Linked DNA regions of Homo sapiens: region 2 is linked to region 1. The links are chromatin loops, found by intact Hi-C in ENCODE. Cell type or tissue: A673. All regions are shown on one strand. Each heading gives the region's core, and the rest is flanking DNA. Links, peaks and the distances in the headings are about the cores only. Region 1 overlaps TMEM135 (transmembrane protein 135). Region 2 overlaps TMEM135 (transmembrane protein 135).

What was found. Peaks named below come from ENCODE experiments on the same cell type or tissue, not always from the same donor. Only the 100,000 strongest peaks of a DNase experiment are listed, where the experiment ranks them.
Region 2: it touches region 1 in a loop (4-fold over the local background); 16 of 110 quality-filtered maps call a loop at or near these places.

What each region holds. Positions count from the first base shown.
Region 1 is chr11:87,092,815-87,104,043 of GRCh38, forward strand. All of the region lies in intron 4 of TMEM135 (transmembrane protein 135), which reads left to right. It also overlaps the pseudogene XIAPP2. Among named protein-coding and RNA genes, the nearest start is that of TMEM135, 60 kb to the left of the region's middle. In A673, for the core only: CTCF peaks have their summits at 3,270 and 4,877; DNase peaks (open chromatin) are centred at 3,297 and 4,897; H3K27ac peaks cover 565 bases.
Region 2 is chr11:87,276,365-87,287,593 of GRCh38, forward strand. The region is part of intron 6 of TMEM135 (transmembrane protein 135); the gene reads left to right. Among named protein-coding and RNA genes, the nearest start is that of TMEM135, 240 kb to the left of the region's middle. In A673, for the core only: a CTCF peak has its summit at 5,323; a DNase peak (open chromatin) is centred at 5,327; H3K27ac peaks cover 5,927 bases.

The DNA of each region.
Region 1 (11,229 bases), core at 1,632-9,631:
AGTCTGTTGGTTTTACTTTTTAGGTAATCTCTCTTTTTTTCTCAAATTTTTTTTTAAGATTTACTTTTGAAGAATTTATTTTTGGCATATTGGGTTTACTAGGATATAGATTTATTTTTATTTAGCTTGATCAGAACTCAGCTTTTGTAGTCCGAGAATTCATGGTTAGTTCTGGAATTAAATTCTTATCCATCCCCTCTTTGAATCTTGCTTCTCCCCATTCTCTATATTCTATTGTTTTGGAACTCCTTTGAGATACATGTTAAACATTGTTATGTCCCTCTTCATATTTTCTTAATCACTCTTTAACATTTTCCTACTTTTTCATCTCTTTGTGCTGAATTCTGGTTATCTTTTCAGATTTGTCTTCAAGTTAACTCATCTATTTACCTGTTTCCATTTATTTTATTTATTTTATGTTTTTGGTCTCATTGTATTGCCCAGGCTGGAGTACAGTGGTGTGATCACGGCTCACTACAGCTTGAACTCCTGGGCGCAAGCAATCCTCCTACCTCACCCTCCCAAGTAGCTGGGACCACAGGCATGTACCACAATGTCCGGCTATTTTTTTTTACTTTTATTTTTGTAGAGATGGGATGTTGCCTACGCTGGTCTCAGACTCTTGGGCTCGAGTGATCCTTTTGCCTTGGCCTCCCAAAGTGCTGTGATTATAGGCAAGAGCCACTTTGCCCAGCCAATTTACTTGTTGTTTTTATTTATTATTATTATTTTTTGAGATGGAGTCTCGCTCTGTCACCCGGGCTGGAATGCAGTGGTGTGATATTGGCTCACTGCAACCACTGCCTCCTGGGTTCAAGTGATTCTCCTGCCTTAGCCTCCTGAGTAGCTGGGATTACAGGTGTGCACCATCACGCCTGGCTAATTTTTTCTGTATTTTTAGTAGAGACGGGGTTTCACCATGTTGGTCAGTCTGGTCGTGAACTCCTGACCTCGTGATCTGCCTGCCTCAGCCTCCCAAAGTGCTGTTATTACAGGCATTAGCCACCACACCCGGCCAATTTACTTGTTTTTAATGCTGAACCTGTCCAGTAAAAATTCAGTTTGAGTGATGATATTTTAATTTTAAAAAGATGATAAACACCAGACTTAACATAAAATCCAGATTTTATGTTAATTAAATGTTACGTAAATATTCATCTAACATACCTCCACAGTACTTTTTTCCTTCATATATTGGTTATAAACTCCATTCATTTCTTCATATGATTTTATATTATAATTTTCTTTTAAAAAATTACTGAGACAATACTGATTTTATACAAGGAATTTCCATCGTGATCTTTCATTTATTTCTAAAATAATAGACTCTGGGTTTTTAATTGGTCGTGAAACTTTGATTGCTTTGGTGTCACCAGCTTTGTTTGGAGACTGCTTGGAATGTTTGAATGTCAATGTAAACTTTATTCCCCAAAAACCAAATTACATATGGCTAGACTTCCTTTTCAGTTCCTATATAATACTTTTCTGAAGCCGTCACGCTACAGGTTCTTATTATTTGTCTCTCATTTTCTTCTTACAGCCTAGGACCAATTCTGTGTTTGATATATTTCTCATTTTGTTATAATTTTTCAGTAATTTAGAGGTCTTGGAATGAGTTCTGTGCTATTACTGGCAGACTCTGGATCTGGAGCTCCTCATTACTTCTTCTCCCCTTTTTTCAATACTACTTCTTTCAATTCCCTCCGCCTAGTCTTTCCTCTGTCTCATTAGAAATTACAGTATAGGCTAGGTGTGGTGGTATGGGCCTGTAGTTCCAGCTACTTGAGAGGCTGAGGTGGGAGGATTGCTTGAGGGCAGTAGCCCAAGACCAACCTGGGTAACATAATGAGACCCCGTATCTTTTTGCAGTGAAGTCTGACTTGATTCATCTTGTGTCTTTCTGAGCACTCAATGAATCTGCAACCAGAACCTCAGGTGACTTATAGTTGCTCCCAGATGTTTGAATTTTTTCTTCCATTATTTTCTCAATATTCTTTAAACTGAATCCCATTTGTGTAGCTTCTTGTAACATAGGATTTTGAAAGATGGTATAATCCATTCTTATAGTTAGTGATGACATTTTTTTCAGCACTTCTCACCAGTGACTCCTCAAGTGAATGGGTTAAATGGATATTACTTATATATTCTTGTTCTTCTCCTGTAATAGATATTTACACCTTGGATACCACTTAGCATGTTGTTCCCGGGGGTGTTCAATGGGTTTCCATCAGTTAGCCTTCTTCCACAGCAAAAGCATTTTACTTTATCACCTTTACCTAAAGCATAAAATTCAGCTCCTGCATGCTGCTGCTTGTTAACTGAGTACATCCACATCCCCAAAGTAATGATCTGTGCTTCATAATGCTCCATGGATGGATTTCTTCAGAGGATTTGTTGAATTGGGGAAATTCCTATCAGAACTCAACAATGTCAGATTCACTTCAAATATTAACATTCTGGCCGAAAACAAAGAAGCAATTAAGAAAGTGTTGCCTATGTTCTTCTGCCACCAGCCAGCACTATAAGGTTCCCAATTTTTCAGTTTTCTACCACAATAAAAGCACTGCACTTGGTCATCAATACTTGTGTATTAGAGTTCAGCACTAACTCTCTCTCTTGGGGTTAAGTGGGCATAGTTTGGCCAGTTCTGGAATGACTATAGTTGAGCTTCCTCACTATACATGATGGGTTTCTGGGTTTCTTGGGTATATGGTATCTGATACATTTAAGCCTGTCCGGTTATCAAAAGATAATCTGCATGAATCTCAGATGGCCTGCCTAAGGCAAATTGATTACTGTTTCCCAGTTTTCAACTTTGTACTGACCATTTTGGATACTAGGATTTGCAGGTTTTGTGTCACTATTTTAAAAGTAAATGCCGGCCGGGAGCGGTGGCTCACACCTGTAATCCCAGCACTTTGGAAGGCTGAGGTGGGCAGATCACGAGGTCAGGAGATCGAGACCATCCTGGCTAACACAGTAAAACTCCGTCTCTACTAAAAATACAAAAAGTTAGCTGGGCATGGTGGTGGGTGCCTGTAGTCCCAGCCACTCAGGAGGCTGAGGCAGGAGAATGGCGTGAACCCGGGAGGTGGAGCTGGCAGTGAGCCGAGATCGCGCCACTGCACTCCAGCCTGGGCAACAGAGTGAGACTCCATCTCAAAAAAAAAAAAAAAAGCCGTTGGTAATCTGCAATTTGGGATACTTTCTTGTGTCTGCCAACTGTTGAGTCTCCATATTGCCTTCTCTCTACTCCTGCATGACCACTAAAGCACCACATGGTGTCTCCTTCACCAATATAAAGAAAACCTACTTGTGCCAGTGTTGATGCTGAAACAGGACTACTACTTGGAAAACTAGCAAAAGTTTTTTATCCGTTAAACTCTTCTACAAATTCTTCGTCCTTATTGATGTCTGCAGATACACAGCTTTAGATCCTTCAAAACTGTTAAAAGCCATCTTCTCTTGAAAATAGAACTTGTTCACCTTTTCTTAGGTGTCAAAGAGTTTGGAAAGGCAGTCTTGGAGAGCATAAGCTACCCACCCTCCCACCCAGTTATACCTTCCTTCGACAGTCCTGGGAACCCAGTCACGGAGCCCTTGCTGGGTGGGTGCGGCTTTCCTGCCCTCCCCAGCAGCCTATAATATCATTTTATACAGAGAAAATAAAAAAGATATTTCAGTCTTTCTTCTTGCATTATTGATCACATATGCTTTAATAATTATTCATATTTGGAATAGTTAAAACCATGTTACTTAATACACAGTCACCTTTTTTGAATACTGATACAGGTAGTGATTCTCAAACATAGGCATTCTAAAAAATTTTCTGTAGTACAGTTTCCATTGGGAAAAAACCCTACAAAGTTATGTTGCATTTATAATAATTATAATTGTATTCACTTCATTTCCTTGACAGGAGATAAGTTGGATTTTGGCTAGGCTTTGATAAGAGTCAGATCTTCTGCTTACTACATTGCATGTCTGATGATTGGTAGAAGTTTTAACCATCTGTCTTTTAGCCATGTGCATTTTAAATTTATTTCTTTTTCATTACCCACATATTTTCAGGGCTTGGCACCCTAGGATGTATCTATATATCATTATGGCCTCTGGTTCTTCACCTTTGTGTCATTGACGGGGTAAGTTGGCACAGTAGACAGTAGAGTATTCCTGGAAGCCACTCTTTTTTTTTTTTTCAAGACAGGGTCTGGCTCTGTCACCCAGGCTGGAGTGCGGCGGCATGATCTTGGCTCACTGCAACCTCTGCCTCCTGGGTTCAAACGATTCTCCTGCCTCAGTCCCCAGAGTAGTTGGGATTACAGGCGCACACTGCCATGCCTGGCTAATTTTTGTATTTCCAGTACAGACGGGGTTTCACCATGTTGGTCAGGCTGGTCTGGAACTCCTGACCTCAAGTGATCTGCCCGCCTCGGCCTCCCAAAGTGCTGGGATTACAGGCGTGAGCCACCGTGCCTGGTTGCCACTCTTTTAATGAGCCACTAGGAATCAATGTTCTATACCTAAAAGCAACTGGAAAGTAAATTAATGAATATATCATGCTAAACCCAAACTCAATATATCTTGCTAAACTCAACTCTACTAGCAAGCTGGATTCCAAAACCTAGTGCTGTTCATCACAAGGTGAAGTGTGACAGAGAAATCAGAATGTAAAATGATAGTAATCTTAACTATCTATGGTTAAAATACCTTACTTTTGCCAATGTTACCAAAGTGACTATGTGAACAGATTTTGTAGGGCTCTTTTCGAGGTTTGCAAGAAGCCTGTGGTTATGGGGGGGTCTTTATGTTTCTCTGGCTTCCTTTTACCACCACTGTCTGCTTCCTCATTCTCCACTTCAGCCACACTGCCCTCTCTGGTGTTGAGTGAGCATGACAAGCATGCTTTCTCTTCAGGACTTTGATACTTGCTGTTCGCTCTGTTTTGAGCTCTTATCGCTAGATATCTGCATGGCTTGCTGTTTCATTTCACTGAGACTGCTGAAATGTCACTGTTGTGAGGCCTTCCACATCTATCTCACATAGTAACAGTCACCCTTCATGTAACTTATACCCCTGCAGTCCCAAACCTCTGTATCTTTTTTTCATGGAGTTGATCAACATCTAACATGTATCTTTTTTGCTTATTATTTTATTGTCTGTCTTCCCACCTTGGAATTTAAGCTTCATGAATGTAGAGTTTTTGTGTGTTTTATACATTGCTGTATTAAGCCTAGAACAGTACCTAAAATGTACTTTGTGCCATAATTTGTTAAATGAATCATAGATGAATGTGTTTATTAACCCATCTATGCTGGAGGTTGCAAATTTTTTTTTTTTTTGTGAAAAATCAGACCTTGGCGATGACCTTGAGCAGTAGGAAAATAATAACTCCTGTAAGCTTAGCGTTCCAATAATGGAACACTAGGCATAAATGGGTTAAAGAGAAGGATTTATAGGAGACATACCAGATTAAACCTAGATGTTTATTTTAAAGCTTGTTTTAAATATTTTAGGTTGGTGCAAAAGTAATGGTGGTTTTGCTGTAATATTATTTACAAGTAAAACCTTGCTTTATTTGACTGCATTAATGTTGTATTTTAGATTAAAAGATACAAAGATTAAAAGTTGGTGATTGTGGTACATAGATGAAGTACATGACTTATTTTGAACTGCGTGTGAACACTCCTGTTTTGCCAGCTCATGGTGTTGTAATCAGAATCCAGAAAAATAAATAACTTGAAGAAATCATCTACTTTAAAATGATAAACTTAAATTATTAAGTGATAATAAATACTACAACCTGAAAAGAATCTAAAACAATTGATTAATCTTGGTTATAGATTATTTATATTGTATAACAAAGTATCTTATATATATATATATTTTTTTGAGATGGAATCTTGCTCTGTCGCCCAGGCTGCAGTGCAGTGGTGCCATGTCGGCTCACTGCAAGCTCCGCCTCCTGGGTTCATGCCATTCTCCTGCCTCAGCCTCCCAAGTAGCTGGGACTACAGGCACCCACCACCACGCCCGGCTAATTTTTTGTATTTTAAGTAGAGATGGGGTTTCACCATGTCAGCCAGGATGGTCTCGATCTCCTGACCTCGTGATCCGCCCGCCTCGGCCTCCCAAAGTGCTTGGATTACAGGTGTGAGCCACCGTGCCCAGCCAAATATCTTAAATTTTCTTAATGGCTTTGTTGTTGTGCTGCTTTTCTTATGTTTTCAAGAAAACTTTAAAGTATTATGCCTGCACGCTAGCATACATTTGAGTTTTAGTGTATTTTTTTAGACACTCACATGCTTTTCTATAGTAGCACACGCTGTGTACTTCAATACCCAAATACTGTGCGTATTCATACACTTATTTGAAAATTATAAGTAAACTTACTAAAACTTTTGTGTGTTGTCTGCTTTAGATTGTGAATTCCTGGGAAAGAGATCTTTGACTTTGATATTATTGATGTTGGAGAGCACACTTAAAATACTGTATTTAAAAAAAAATTAAAACTTTTATTTTGAAATAATTATAGATTCATATGCAATTATAAAAAATAATATAGGGATCCCATGTTCTCTTTACCCATTTTCCCCCAATGGTAGCATATCGCAAAACTATAATATAATATAATATCAAAACCAGAATATTTAATTGATACAGTCAGGATACAGAATATTTCCATCATAGCAACACCCACTTCTCTCCTGTTGTCACCCCTCCTTAACCCCTGTTCATGGTTTTTAGCTGTTATGAACAAAGCTGCTATAAATATTCATGTACAGATTTTCATGTTTTTATTGGTCTGGGATAAATGCCCATTAGTGCAGTTGCTGGGTTTATATTGTGGTTACATGTTTCATGGTGGTTTTTTTTTTTTTTTTTTTTGAGGCAGAGTTTTACTGTCATCCAGGTTGGAGTGCAGTGGCGTGATCTTGGCTCACTGCAACCTCCGCCTCCCAGGTTCAAGCGATTCTCCTGCCTCAGCTTCCTGAGTAGCTGGGATTACAGGTGTGCACCACCATGCCTGGCTAATTTTTGTATTTTTAGTAGAGACGGGGTTTCACCTTGTTGGTCAAGCTGGTCTCGAACTCCTGACCTTGTTATCTGCCCTCCTCGGCCTCCCAAAGTGCTGGGATTACAGGTGTGAGCCACCAAGTTTAGTTTTTAAAGAAACTGTCAAATGTGTTCCTGAGTGGTGGCTGTATCGTTTTGTTAGGGTTCCCAACGTAGAAGAAACCTTTGAATCTCTAGTTCTTTAAAATGGAAAACTTTTTTGAGGGGGTACATTTGTCTGTAAATTTTAGTATTAGAAAAATTTCTGGGAAAATGCAAAATGTGAATTGGTGTTTTTAGCCATTTATAAATGCTCAGTAATTCAAAACTTTAATGAGATCAAAGACTTGATACATAGATTTTGACTATGTCTGAGGGAAAGTGAATTTGAACATGATCATAATATTTTCTGGATACTAATAATTACCTGATACACTTCATCTTCCTTTTTATCTAAACAGAGCCATTTATTTATTACTGTATAACTTTTACTACATGAAGAGGGTGCTTGTTTCAGAACAGGTAGGGATTTAAAGATTCAGGGAGAACTGAATTCAATCTAAAGAAGTAAACTTTTCTTATGACTTGATTATATTGCTTATGAGACTAAGTTGAAATTGTTGGCTTATAACATCCAACAATAAAATTTCTAAATGTTGTGAGGTTTTATTTAAACAAAATATTTACTGTTTTTTGGTATGTGTTTCTGATTTGGAAAATAAAGAGGAAAGTAAAAGTCATCTGTATTTTGGAGGCCAAGGCAAGTGGATCACCTAAGGTCAGGAGTTCGAGACCAGCCTGGCCAACATGGTGAAACTCCGTATCTACTAAAAATACAAAAATTAGCCAGGCGTGGTGGCATGCGCCTGTAATCCTACCTACTAGGGAGGCTGAGGCAGGAGAATCGCTTGAACCCAGGAGGTGGAGGTTGCAGTAAGCCAAGATTGCGTCAGTGCACTCCAGCCTTTGCAACAGAGCAATACTGTCTCAAAAAAAAAAGAGCTTTAAGAAAAAGAGCCATCAGATACAAGTAAGTTTTGATAAGTTGCAATTATTAGACCATTAGTTTATAGCCTTAACGATTAACTAGCACTTAAAAACATACAAATTGAAGGCAATTGTATTAATACCCATCTGAAAATGTTGCTTTCTTGTTACATGTTAGTTAGTGTGTATTAGAGTGAAAAGTACCCAATTTAAAAAATAGTAGTTTTCTAGATTTTAAATGTTGATAGTGAATTAGTTATTAAAGGTCAAAATGAATGAAATGTATATAGAAAGAAGTATAAAGAGTTAAATATTTTCTCTGGCCAAGATATGTCTCTAAAATTATGAAAAAATTTTCCTGGGGCTAGTATGCCAGAACCAGTTACCCATAAGAGAACACTTGCTGTTAGAATTTAACTTTGCCACAGTATGATTTAAAAGAGAACACATAAGCAAAATTTGCACTTGCATGATTTTCCTTTATTATATCAGTTGTGACAATAACTAAGTTTTCCAATCTTTCAAAATTTATTATATGCTGCTAACATGTTTAAAATGTGATGTCAAATGTAGTTAGTTCACTTACATTTTATTATAAGAAAAAAATTTAAGACATTTAAAAATCCTTCTGTTTGAGTCCTTTTGAAAACTTCTCTGTAATTTTATTTATGCCACCAAACATTTTAACAGTATCTACGTTTTAATTGTAAACATACATGTAATGTATGTTAGCAATTTGTCTTTAGCATTTGGTTTTTAATGTTAAACATGCAGTGTCTTTTATTAAAACATCTGTATTTGATTTTTCAAACATAGGTTTGAAAATGGTGATTCAGCCTAGGCACAGTGGCTCACGCCTATAATCCCAGCACTTTGGGAGGCCGAGGCGGGCAGATCACCAGAGGTTGGGAGTTCGAGACCAGCCTGACCAACATGGATAAACCCGTCTCTACTAAAAAAACAAAATTAACCGGGTGTGATGGCGCATGCCTGTAATCCCAGCTACTCGGGAGACTGAGGCAGGAGAATAGCTTGAACCTGGGAGGCGGAGGTTGCATTAAGCTGAGATCACGCCATTGCACTTCAGCCTGGGCAACAAGAGCAAAACTCCGTCTCGGGGAAAAAAAACAAAAGAAGAAGAAAAAAGTACTTTCTCTTGTTCTTTCACTCAACAGAGAATGATCCCCACAGACCAAGCAGTTCTCTGGAAGCACATTCTCTGGCAGACACCAGCTTAGTGTCCTCTAATTCAATTTAATTCTAATACTGTCTACCTGGAGATAGCATCAGATTCCACTGGTTGAGGGCTCAGTTTCATAAGACTGCCTCCACCTCAGATGCCAATAGAAAGTAATAGTTGTTATCTGTACTTCCAACTGATCAGCTATAAATTGGAGTTCCCACTACCCCCTCTTCAAGTTCAGCTAATTTACCAGAGCAGCTCAGAACTAAGGGAAACACTTTGCTTACATTTACTGGTTTATTATAGAGGATATTAGAAAGGTTATGGATGAACAGCCAGATGGACGAGATGCATATGGCAAGATATGGGAAAAGTCTGACAAGAGCAAATGTTGGTATGAATATATAGGAACTGGAACTATCATATTCCTGCATGTGGGAATGTAAAATTGTTTAACCACTTTGGAAGCCAATTTGACAGTTTATTAAAAGGATAAACATATACTTTTCCGTATGAGCCAACCAATCTACTCATAGACATTTACTTTAGAGAAATAAATTTTTATTTCTTTTTAAGTTATTTTTAATTGACAAGTCATAATTGTATACATCTATGGGGTGCAATGTGATGTTTTGATATATATATGTGTGTGTATATATATATGTATATATATGTATATATATATATGTATATATATATGTATATATGTATATATACAGCATGAAATGATTAAATCAAATTAACATCACCTCAGTTGTCAGACATTTGAAATTTACTCTTAGCTATAATATATTTTGAAATGTACATTATGTCCTTATTAACTATGGTCACCCTGCTGTGCAATATATCTCAAAAATTTATTTCTCTTGTCTCACTGAAACTTATCATCACAACCCCCTCTTCCCTTGGGCTCTGTTAACTGCCATTCTACTCTGTACTTCTATGAGTTGGACTTTCATAAGATTCCACATATAAGTGAGATCATGTGGTATTTTTTTCTGTGCCTGGCTTATTTTAACTTAGCATAATGTCTTCCAGGTTCATTAGGTTGATTCCATGTCTTGGTTATTGTGAATAGTGCTGGAGTGAACATGGGAATGAAGACATCCCTTTGACATACCGATTTCACTTTCTTTGGATACATACTCAGAAGTGGGGTTGCTGGATCACTTGTTAGAGAAAAATCATATGGTATTTTTAGTTTTTTAAGGAGCTTCCATACTGTTTTTCATAATGACTGTATCATTTTACATTCTCACCAATAGTGTACAAGGATTCCTTTTCCTCCAGGTACTTGCCAACACTTTGTTATCTTTTGACTTTGATAGTAGCCACTCTAACAGGTGTTAGGCAATATCTCATTGTGATTTTAATTTGCATTTCCCTAATTTTTAGTGATGTTGAGCATTTTTAAATGTGTGTGTTAGCCATGTTTTTTTTGTTTTTTTTTTTTGTTTGTTTTTTTGTTTTTGAGAAATGTCTGTTCAGGTCCTTTGCCCATTTTTTTAATTGAGTTGTTTCCTTGTAATTGTGTTAAATCCCTTACATATTTTGGATATTAACCCTTTATCAGATGTATAATTTGCAAATATTTTCTCCTAATCTTTGGAATCTGTGGGTTGTCTCCTTTTTTTTTGAGACAGGATCTCGCTCTGTCACTCAGGCTGGAGTGCAGTGGCGCAACCTTGGCTCACTGCAACCTTCACCTCCCAGGGTCAAGCAGTCCTCCCATAACTTCTTGAGTAGCTGGGACTACAGCGCATGTCACTATGCCCGGCTAGTTTTTGTACTTTTTGTAGAGATGGGGTTTCACCATGTTGCCCAGGCTTCCAATCTGTAGGTTGTCTCTTTACCCTGTTAATTGTTTCCTTTGCTGTACAGAAGCTTTTTAGTTTGATATAATCCCATTTGTCTATTTTTGCTTTTATTGCCTGTGCTTTTGGGTTCATACCCCCAAAAAAATTGCCTAGACCAGTGCCATGAAGCTTTTGCCCTATATTTTC
Region 2 (11,229 bases), core at 1,218-9,217, 180 kb after region 1:
ACTGGCCAATTTTTAGAACTTGAGTTGTAACTGCATCAGAATTTGATTTCTGAGAGCATCAAAGCTCTGATCAGGTCTTCTTACTTTAATCTTAGACTTTTAGCCAATTTTGTTACTCTAGTACATTACTATCAAAAGTTTATATATATATATATATACACACACATATATACTTAAGTTTATATAAGAGTGTTTGTGTGTGTGTGTGTGTGTGTATTCACTGGGAGAGATTTCATTGAATGTAACGCATAGAATTTTATATTCATAAGTTATACAAAACTTCTTTTAGTGTGTTTGTGAATTTTTTTTTTTTTTTTTTTTTGAGATGGAGTCTAGCTTTGTCACCCAGGCTGTATCGCGGTAGCGTGATCTCGACTCACTGCAACCTCTGCCTCCCGGGTTCCAGTGATTCTCCTGCCTCAGCCTCCCAAGTAGTGGGGATTACTGGCATGCGAGGCCACCATGCCTGGCTAATTTTTGTATTTTTAGTAGTGACAGGGTTTCACCATGTTGGCCAGGCTGGTCTTGAACTCTTGACCTCAGTTGGTCCGCCTGCCTCGGCCTCCCAAAGTGCTGGGATTACAGGCGTGAGCCACTTTACCTGGCTTTTTTTTAAAAAATAATTTAATATTTATGGAACTTTGGAGTAGGAGAATAAAACTGCAGAATTTATATTATGAATTTTTAGGATTAATAAAATTTTGAAGGTTTCAATATATGTATTTTTTACCCAACATTTCTTACCCAGAAGTATTGCTAACATTATGTAAAAACAAGATTTTTTTGAGACCGAGTCTCGCTTTGTTGCCCAGGCTGGAGTGCAGTGGTGTGATCTCAGCTCACTACAACCTGCACCTCCCGGGTTCAAGCGATTCTTGTTCCTCAGCCACCTGAGTAGCTGGGATTACAGATTTGTGCCACCATGCCTGGCTAATTTTTGTATTTTTGTAGAGATGAGGTTTCACCATGTTAGCCAGGCTGGTCTTGAATTCTTGGCCTTAAGTGATCCACCTGCCTTGGCCTCCCAAAGTGCTGAGATTACAGGTGTGAGCCACTGTGCCTGGCCCAAAAACAAGATTTTTAAAAACGTGAAACTGCCGTATTGGATCACATTTGCTGTACTCTGAGAATAAGCAGTAGTAAACAACTCTGTTTTTGTTTTTTGTTTTTTTTTGAGACAGAGTTTTGCTTTTGTCCCCCATGCTGGAGTTCAGTGGCACAATCTTGGCTTACTACAACTTCCACTTCCTGGGTTCAATCAATTCTCCTGCCTCAGCCTCCCTAGTAATTGGGATTACAGGCGCCCACCACCACGCCTGGCTAATTTTTGTATTTTTAATAGAGACAGGGTTTCACCATATTGGCCAGGCTGGTCTCGAACTCCTAACCTTAGGTGATCTGCCCTCCTCAGCCTGCCAAAGTGTTGTGATTACAGGCGTGAGCCACCATGCCCGGCCAACTCTTAACATAAAATGTTACTTTTATAAATTAGAAAGACTTTAATTGTCTACCCTGTGACCTAAACTTGCTTCTTAATGATACTCTGGAGTCAGTCACTTTCTAATAGATCTATAGATGATTTAAAACATTTTATCTATTTTTCCCTTGTAATGCATAGCTATGATTATGTCATTCTGTTCAGAAATCCTCTGTGATTTCCTATTGCCTTCAGGACAGTCTAAATTCTTGGACCAAGTCCTTCCATTGTCTAGCCTTGCTCTACCTGTATAGAATTCTCTTCACTCAACTCAAGCTATGGTGATGTTCCTCAGGCTTTTACCTTGTATCCTTTGCTAGCCTTTGCATCCTTACTGTTACCTCTATACTAAAAAATTCAGTCTGCACAAATGATATCTTTTCCCTAAAACCATCTTTGATTCTTTAGTTTTGAGCAATTTCTTTATTCTTTGAATTTCATAAAGTGTAATGTGTTTCATAACACATATACATTTGTAATCTCTAAAATATATAATTTTTTACCTCTAGTTCTGTTACTGATTCAGGCAAATTTTCGTTCTTTTTTTTTTTTTGAGACAGAGTCTCACTCTGTCACCCAGGCTGCACGATTTTTGCTCACTGCAACCTCCATCTCCCGGGTTCAAGTGATTCTCCTGCCTCAACCTCCCTATTAGCTGGGATTACAGGTGCCTGCCACCACGCCCAGATAATTTTTGTATTTTTAGTAGAGACAAGGTTTCACCACATTGCCACATTGCCCAGGCTGGTCTCGAACTCCTGACCTCAAGTGATCTGCCCGATTCGGTCTCCCAGAGTGCTGGGATTACAGGCATGAACCACATAATTTTCATTCTTTGAAAATTAACTTTGAGTTATAATTTATATACAATAAAAATATACACATTTGAAGAGTATACTCTATGAGTTCTATGAGTTTTGACAAATGTAACCACCCCCAAGGTCAAATTCAGAATATTTTCATCATTCTTTAAAATTTCTTTTGTGCATTTTTTTGTAGTCGGTTTCTATCTCTCCTCTCATCCCTGATAGCAGGAACAGATGGATCTGCTCTCTGTCACTTTAGATTATGAAACTTTTTTCTAGAATTTCACACCAGTGGAATCATACAGTATGCACCTTTGTGTCTGGCTGCTTCTCAGCATTTTTTTTTTTTTGAAATTCATCTATTTTGTTGAGTGTATTAGTAGTTTGTTCTTCTTTATAGCTGAGCAGTATTTTATTATATGGATATGCCACAATTTGTTTATGCATTCACATGTTGATGGACTCATTTCTAGTTCAGGTCATTTTTTTTTCATTTGGCAATTTATATCACATGTACCATTATCCTCAATTAGTAAATGATTGTGTACTAGTATGATTATATCAGTTTGTATCTTTGGAGGAAGGCCTGTAGTGATACATCTTTTAGATCATGGTGTTAATTTCAGGGGAGATGGTGTGTCTACTTCTTTTTTTCTGTCTGTGGCTCACTGTTTCACCTTAGAGTTTAAGCCTATGAGCTTGCTATGGGTAGGAACTGTTAAATTTTTCTTGTAGTCTCAGTGTGTAAGACAGCAACTGCTATACCCTCATCTTTGTAGTTGTGTTTGTTTTAGTAATAGCAGCAGCAGTAGTAATAATAAATAACATTTCTTGAGTGCTTAGTACAATAATCACATGATGTAGGTCCTATTATTTGCATTTTACAGGTGGAGAAACAGGCTCAGAATGTAAACAACTTGCTTCTCTGAATCTATAGCCCTCGCTTTTAACTCTACTGCCTCAGTGCTTAATAATTGCTTGTTGAACAGATATATGATTGTGTAAATGAATAATATTTGCTTCATAGATCTGTGGACATAGTGGTAATTACAAAAAAGTATATTGCTTACTCCACCTCATGTAACTTATTGGTATAGTCTTGGCTTTCATCATTCTTCCCTGTCCCCACAATACATTAATGATGTGACTTTATTATTCACATACACACAGAACAATATCTAGAACGACATTATAGCTGACTGAAATGAGGTTACTCTTTGTGTCAGAGACAGCCTGGATGAATGCCTGAGTGAATAGTGATAAATAAGCAGACCTTTATTATGTGGAGGCATCAAGATTTTGTGATTAGTTTGTTAAAACAACTAGTATTAATTACCTGAATTTTATAGTTTAATTAAGTTTGATATTTTATGTAGGCATCTTTACTTAGTTGTAATTTTGAAGGTTATTATTTTTAAACTAATTTGTTAATCTATCAAAAAGTTATTAAAATATGTCTTAAAGTTAATGTGTGGTTTAATCTTTTAAAATAAAGAACAAAGTATATGTTTAGATGGCATTAATATCAGTTGCTTTCAAAAATTCAGCGTGTAGGCTGTCATTTAAAAAGTTTAAACAAATAGTACCAAATGAGATTATAATTTAAAAATAAACAATGGAGTGAGATTTGGTAATAGGTCATGAACATCAAACCTGGAGTATCTTTGTTAAACATAGGTCTGGTTATGTCATTCCTCTGAGTAGCAGGACCTTTTGCTTTAGAAGTAAAGTTCAAATTCGTTTTTGGCATGGTGTGACATGTGCCAGTCTTTCTCCATTTGGTTTCCATGTCTCTGTGTTACAGTCATATTAAACCTCTCAGTTCTCAGAATATCCAGTGTTTTCTTTTTTCTAAGTCTTATATGTATTTTTCCTCCCTGCTTTCTTCCTCTACTTCTTTTTTATAGCACCTTAAATGTCTTTTTCTGAACAGCCTTCATGACACCAAAATCAATGTCAGACACACTTGCTTTGTGCTCCTAAAGCACTGTGTACTTTATATTAAAGTACTTTCTATAATGTAATATCATTATTTGATTGTACCTATACCTTCTGGATTGTGAATTCCTGAAGCCATCGGCAATGGCTGTCCTCAGCACTTGCAACCTGCCTGGCACATTGTCAACTCTTTATAAATACTTATGAAATACTTAACTGTGTGAAGGAGTGAATAAATGATGTAAAGGTGAACAACACTCCAACCTATAGACTTTATGGTCTCACCTCTTTTGCTGGATTTCAGTTCCTGGTAGCGTGATGAACATGCCTATCAGCCGTATCCGCCTTCCTGCCTTTTGGATTTGATAAATTCATACTATAATCACTGTTCCATTTCATTTGTGGTATTAAGAAATAGCTCCTAATTAAGAAAAGACTGGAAGCCCCTATTTAGAGTATGTATGTTTATGTCTAAATGTAAATTCATAGCACATTATCAATATAAAGAAACTAATGGAACTTTATATTAAGGATGATCTCTGGGAGTTGTTAATGAGTATAGAGGTACTTGATGTAAAATAAACAAATTTCTTTAGAAATGGAAAATCAAAACAAAACAAAAAACCCTACAATTGCTGTCAAAGAAACAACTACAAGAAACTTGGCACCCAAATAGAAATAGTTAATATAAAAATGCAGTTTTTTTCAGTGATTACATGGACAAAAATTTCTTTCAACATATATTTCTTGAGTTACTCATGTACTATGCACTGTACTAGGCACTGGGGACACATGCAGACAAACACGTTTATGTATTCACATATAGTGTAAAATACTAATTGATGTGTTGTAGACTATCCTATTTCTGAAACCAGTACCAGAAAGATTTTAAATATTATCACACTTAAAGTGAAAAAAGTTATTGTGAAAAAGACTATTGATAGTATTTTATGAAGAAAAAGAAATTGTGCTTTGAATTTTCTTAAATATAAACAAATACAGTTGATCTTCAACAATTATATACTTGGCGTGTATGGTAGACTGTGTTATTGTTCAAAAACCTTTGCTGCCCCTCCCTGGAGAAACTTTATACTTCCCTTCCCTATTGACATCATGCCTGGAGTTACGACATGTTTTGGCTAAAGAAATATGAGTGGAAATGATTTATGTATACTTATGAGCAAAATCTTTAAGTCAGAACACAGTTTCCTATGTTTGTTCTTTTTCTCTGCTGTGACAATCAGCATTTGCAGATAAAGTTTCTCTGTTACCCTAAGGTACAAAATGAAGATTTCACGTAGTTGAGCCATAGCTAACTCTTGTTTGACATGTAGCGTGAGCAGAAAATAAACTTTTTTTGTTAAAAGGCATTGACATTTTGTTACTGCAACATAACTTAGCTCAGTGGTTTTCAAGCTTTAGCATTTTTAAGAATCCTGTGGAGATTTTGTTAAAACACAAGTTGCAGAGATTGTTGGGCCCCACACTTAGAATTTCTGAATTCAGGAGGTCTGGAGTGGGGACCAAGAATTATATTTCTAAAGTGAAAAGCTTTTATGAAGGGGAGGTGGATAAGAGAAGCCAGCATGAAGTCTTGACCAATGGTACACACTCAGGCAAATCATGTTTAGATAGGAGAACATGTGGAAGTGAGCAACTGGACATTGGTTCATTTTTTTTTTTGCCTTTTCTTTTTGAGTTGGAGTTTTGCTCTTGTTGCCCAGCCTGGAGTGCAATGATGCAATCTCGGCTCACTGCAACCTCCGCCTCCCGGGTTCAAGCGATTCTCCTGTCCCAGCCTCCCAAGTAGCTGAGATTACAGGCACGAGCCACCATGGCCGGCTAATTTTTGTATTTTTAGTAGAGAAGGGATTTCACCATCTTGGCCAGGCTGGTCTCGAACTCCTGACTCTCAGGTGATCCACTCGCCTCGACCTCCCAAAGTGCTGGGATTACAGGCGTGAGCCACCGCATCCGGCCAACACTGGTTTCTTTAAAACTATCCATGCCTGTTGTCCCTTGTAAAGTCTTTGCATAAAACCAGTTGGAAGACCATTGTTCTCTACTTCATTTAGGTGATTTGTGTTTTCTTTTATATTGTCCAAGATCCCTTTACTTGTCTGTAATATTTCATCTTCACTGTTGAGACTTCAGCAGGTACAGACAGTTAGGTGATTGGGATGTATTTACAATTTGATCACTTAACCTCCTTGGGCCTTGGTTTCTTAATCTATATAATATAATTCTCTCATGTTACTTTTGTTCCAATATTTTATTTTTCTAATACCATTCTATGGGCTAGCAAGATTCCATTATGTGTTGACTCTCCCAATTTCTATTATTCATACCACAGATTAAGTTCAAAATCTTTGAGAGGATGTAAGCTGGAGTATTTGAAATTAAATGTTTCTCTTTCTTGGGGGTCAGGATACTCTATAAGTCTTCAGCTAATCAGAAAATAGTAGCTTCTGGCCAGATGCAGTGGCTGCCTGTAATCCCAGCACTTTGGGAGGCTGAGGCAGGTGGATCACCTGAGGTCGGGAGTTCGAGACCAGCCTGGCCAACATGGTGAAACCCTGTCTCTACTGAAAATACAAAATTAGCCAGGTGTGGTACCAGGTGCCTGTAATCCCAGCTACTTGGGAGGCTGACACAGGAGAATTGTTTGAACCCGGAGGTGGAGGTTGCAGTGAGCCGAGACCGTGCCATTGCACTCCAGCCTGGGCAACAAGAGTGAAATTCCATCTCAAAAAAAAAAAAAGAAAAGAAAAAGAGAATAGTAGTTTGGAAAAGCTTACAAAATGTTGTTTTTGCTCCATTACTAGGAGATGCATATTTTATTTAACTTTGGTATCAAATAAGCATAAATTTATGAAAAATTTTAGCCTGTTATAGTTTTGAATAGCTGCTCATTTTGTTCAATATGAAAACAGATTGCTATATTATTTTACTGACATATATGCCAATATGCATTTGAAAATAAATTAATGGGGCTGGGTGCGGTGGCTCACGCCTTGTAATGCCAGCACTTTGGGAGGCCAAGGCAGGTGGATCATGCAGCCAGGAGTTCAAGACCAGCCAGGCCAAGATGGTGAAACCCTGTTTCTGCTAAAAATACAAAAATTAGCTGGGCGTGGTGGCGGGCGCCTGTAATCCCAGCTACTTGGGAGGCTGAGGCAGAGAACTGGCTTGAACTTGGGTGGTGGAGGTTGCAGTGAGCCGAGATCGCGTCATTGCACTCCAGCCTGGGTGACAGAGCGAGACTCCATCTCAAAAAATAAAAAAAGAAAAGAAATTAATGTTGATTCGAAGATTCTGTTTAATTGAAAACATTTGTTTTCATATTTTTCACTATGTTTGTAGAAGGGAAAAAACTGAAAGTATTTGTTTGTCTTGAGGTCTTTAAAAAATAGATTGGTTCAGAATTGTGATTATAATTTTGTTTAATGTAAATAATTTTGGTTCGTAGCAATGCCATAATTTTAAGACACTTGCTAAATTTTTCCTTGGATTTACATGAAACATTATTTGATATTTTTTTGGTTGTTGCCTATAGTTAATTTGTTAAGTCTGCACTCATGCCATTTCCTTGGGAACTGCAAACAGGCCTTTCAGTTTAGGTCCAATGAAACCACAATCTGCTCCTTTTACAACTATTTTAAAGTTTGACTAGTGTTACTATTACCAGTTCATTTTCAGAAGGAAATTTATTCTGATTAACATTTCTTTTAGAAACAGTCTGAAGGTGATTCTTGGTTTCTTAGCAATTTAAGGCTGCTTTGGAACATGACCTTCCTAGTTTGGACTTTAAAGCAGAAACAGTTCCAGCTTCTCCAAGTTTAAGGAGAAATCTGATTCTATTGGAGTTGTTGCTGTAAGTTTTAGTCCAACTGTTTCCAATTTATAGTTAGGACACACCAGAAAAAAGTGCACAATTATCGTCTGGGGACTTAGAATCTCACTTGATTACCCATAACTGCGGCCTGCTTCAGCAGCTTTGCTTGGGCTCTTGAAGACAAAGCCAAGTATCAGTGTTCCATTCTGTATGAAATAAATGTACTGTGAAATATTTATCAGAATAGAAAATAATATTTTTAATACACTGGGGAATTTCACTATTTAAAGGAATTCTATTGGAAGTTATTGAAGATATAATGTGTTCATAAAGGAAACAAAATAATCTTCCCCAAATTTCTTAATTTCTTGCTATTTCAAGTTCAGATATTTGTATGTGAGTTTTCTTAAAATAGGGATACAACATTAGTAGTTGAGTTTTCTCATACTAAGTGCCATATGAAGGCTGAAACTGAACTCTCTTAGTCCATTTTATTATTCAAACAAAATTTAACATGAAAACCTTTTGTATGTATATAAGCCATGTAATCTATTAACCACACACTACAAGTTTTGCATAGTAAATTGAAATAATCAATTTAACCTATTGGAATATACTTATGTGATTAGAATATTGAACATTTTTCAAAACAAAACAAAAATAAAAGTCTGAAAGTAATTTCATGTTAATATTTTCTTGGTAATCGTATGATAAGCAAGCATCAATCAAAATGTACAATTGTTGATCATGTGTCAAATACTAAATTATAAGTTAGTACTAAGGTAAGCTCTATACTTGAAAATGGGTTGGAAAATTAATTACAAAATCTAGTGTATTCTTTTACGTGGGTTTTTAAAAACAGAATAAGAAAAATTTAATTAAAACTATGTCTGAAATTGGTGGGTTCTTGGTCTCACTGACTTCAAGAATGAAGCTGCAGACCCTCGCGGTGAGTGTTACAGTTCTTAAAGATGGTGTGTCTGGAGTTTATTCCTTCTGATGTTCGGATGTGTTCAGAGTTTCTTCCTTTTGGTGGGTTCATGGACTCACTGGCTTCAGGAGTGTAGCTGCAGACCTTCATGGTAAGTGTTACAGCTCTTAAGGTGGCACGTCTGGAGTTGTTCGTTCCTCCCACCCAGAGTTGTTCATTCCACCTGTTGGGTTCATGGTCTCGCTGGCCTCAGGAGTGAAGCTGCAGACCTTTGCAGTAAGTGTCACAGCTCATAAAAGAAGTGCGGACCTAAAGAGTGAGCAGCAGCAAGAGGTATTGCAAAGAGCGAAAGAACAAAGCTTTCACAGCGTGGAAGGGGACCCGAGCAGGTTGGCACTGCTGACTCTGGCAGCTTGCTTTTTTCCCCTTATCTGGCCCCACCCTCATCCTGCTGATTGGTCCATTTTACAGACAGCTGATTGGTCCATTTTATAGAGAGCTGATTGGTCCGTTTTACAGAGAGCTGATTGGTCCGTTTTGACAGGGTGCTGATTGGTGCGTTTATAATCCCTGAGCTAGACACAGAGTGCTGATTGGTGCATTTACAATCCTCTAGCTAGACATAAAAGTTCTCCAAGTCCTCACCAGATTAGCTAGTTACAGAGTGCTGATTGGTGCATTTACAAACCTTGAGGTAGACACAGGGTGCTGATTGGTGCGTTTACAAACCTTGAGCTAGACGCAGAATGCTGATTGGTGTATTTACGATCCTTTAGCTAGACATAAAAGTTCTCCAAGTCCCCACTAGATTAGCTAGACACAGAGCACTGATTGGTGCATTTACAAACCTTGAGCTAGACACAGGGTGCTGAGTGGTGTGTTTACAAACCTTGAGCTAGACACAGAGTGCTTATTGGTGTATTTACGATCCTTTAGCTAGACATATTCTCCAAGTCCCCACCAGATTAGCTAGCTACAGAGTGCTGATTGGTGCATCCATGAACCCCGAGCTAGACACAGAGTACTGATTGGTGCATATACAATCCTCTGGCTAGACATAAAAGTTCTCCAAGTCCCCACCCGACTCAGGAGCCCAGCTGGCTTCGCCTAGTGGACCCTGCGCCAGGGCCACGGGCGGAGCTGCCTGCCAGTCCCGTGCTGCGCGCCTGCACTACTCAGCCCTTAGGCGGTCGATGGGACCGGGGGCCACAGAGCAGGGGGCGGCGCCCGTCAGAGAGGCTGGGGCTGTGTGGGAGCACACCACGGGGTGGGGGTGGGGCTCGGGCATGGTGGGCTGCAAGACTACATAAAATTGCATGAATTTTCTTTAGAATAAAGAGAATTGGGAGTCACAAATTAGAGGCATTTAAATAGGCATCCTGGTTCCTTTTTGACTTTCAAATTAAACTTTTCAATTGTATTCACTCTGATTAAATTTATGCTTACGGTAACAAGACTAATCAGAATTTTGAAGTTCCAGCTATTGTCTGTAACTGTTATATGTCATTCTTTTCATAACTCCAACATAAATGTTTACACTTGAACTTTCAGCATTTTCTGTTTTAATTAATTTTGTTCACATAAAATAATGTAACTTTTAATTTTGATACTGAGTGACTTAGATGGCTGATATAATCAGAATAGAATAGAATATTTTAAGAATTATCAATGTGCACTATTTTAAATCCAATTTTTCTTTATTTTTTGCTAACTGAATCTTTTCACATATTTAATTGTGCTTTAGCATGTATGTAACACTTTACTCCAATTGAATAATTTGAGGTAGATGATGTAAAATGCTGAATAAAAGAAATTTAGAGCTGAACTCATGAAGTACAAATAGAGTAGCTCTTAAAAAGCTACCTTTGCATTCTTCAAGTGATCAGCAACACAATGTCTTCTGTATATTAGATGCTCAATTAATGTTGAGTGAATAAAGATATATCATGTAATATTTAATGAATATTTGAGTTTCCTTCTAGTTTAATGAGTAAAAGAAGGACTCTGAAGTGCCCCAATTGATACTTAATAAATGTTTGTTTTTTGGCCGGGCGCAGTGGCTCAAGCCTGTAATCCCAGCACTTTGGGAGGCTGAGGCGGGCAGATCATGAGGTCAAGAGATCAAGACCATCCTGGTCAACATGGTGAAACCCCGTCTCTACTAAAAATACAAAAATTAGCCGGGCCTAGTGGCAGGTGCCTATAATCCCAGCTAGTCGGGAAGCTGAGGCAGGAGAATCGC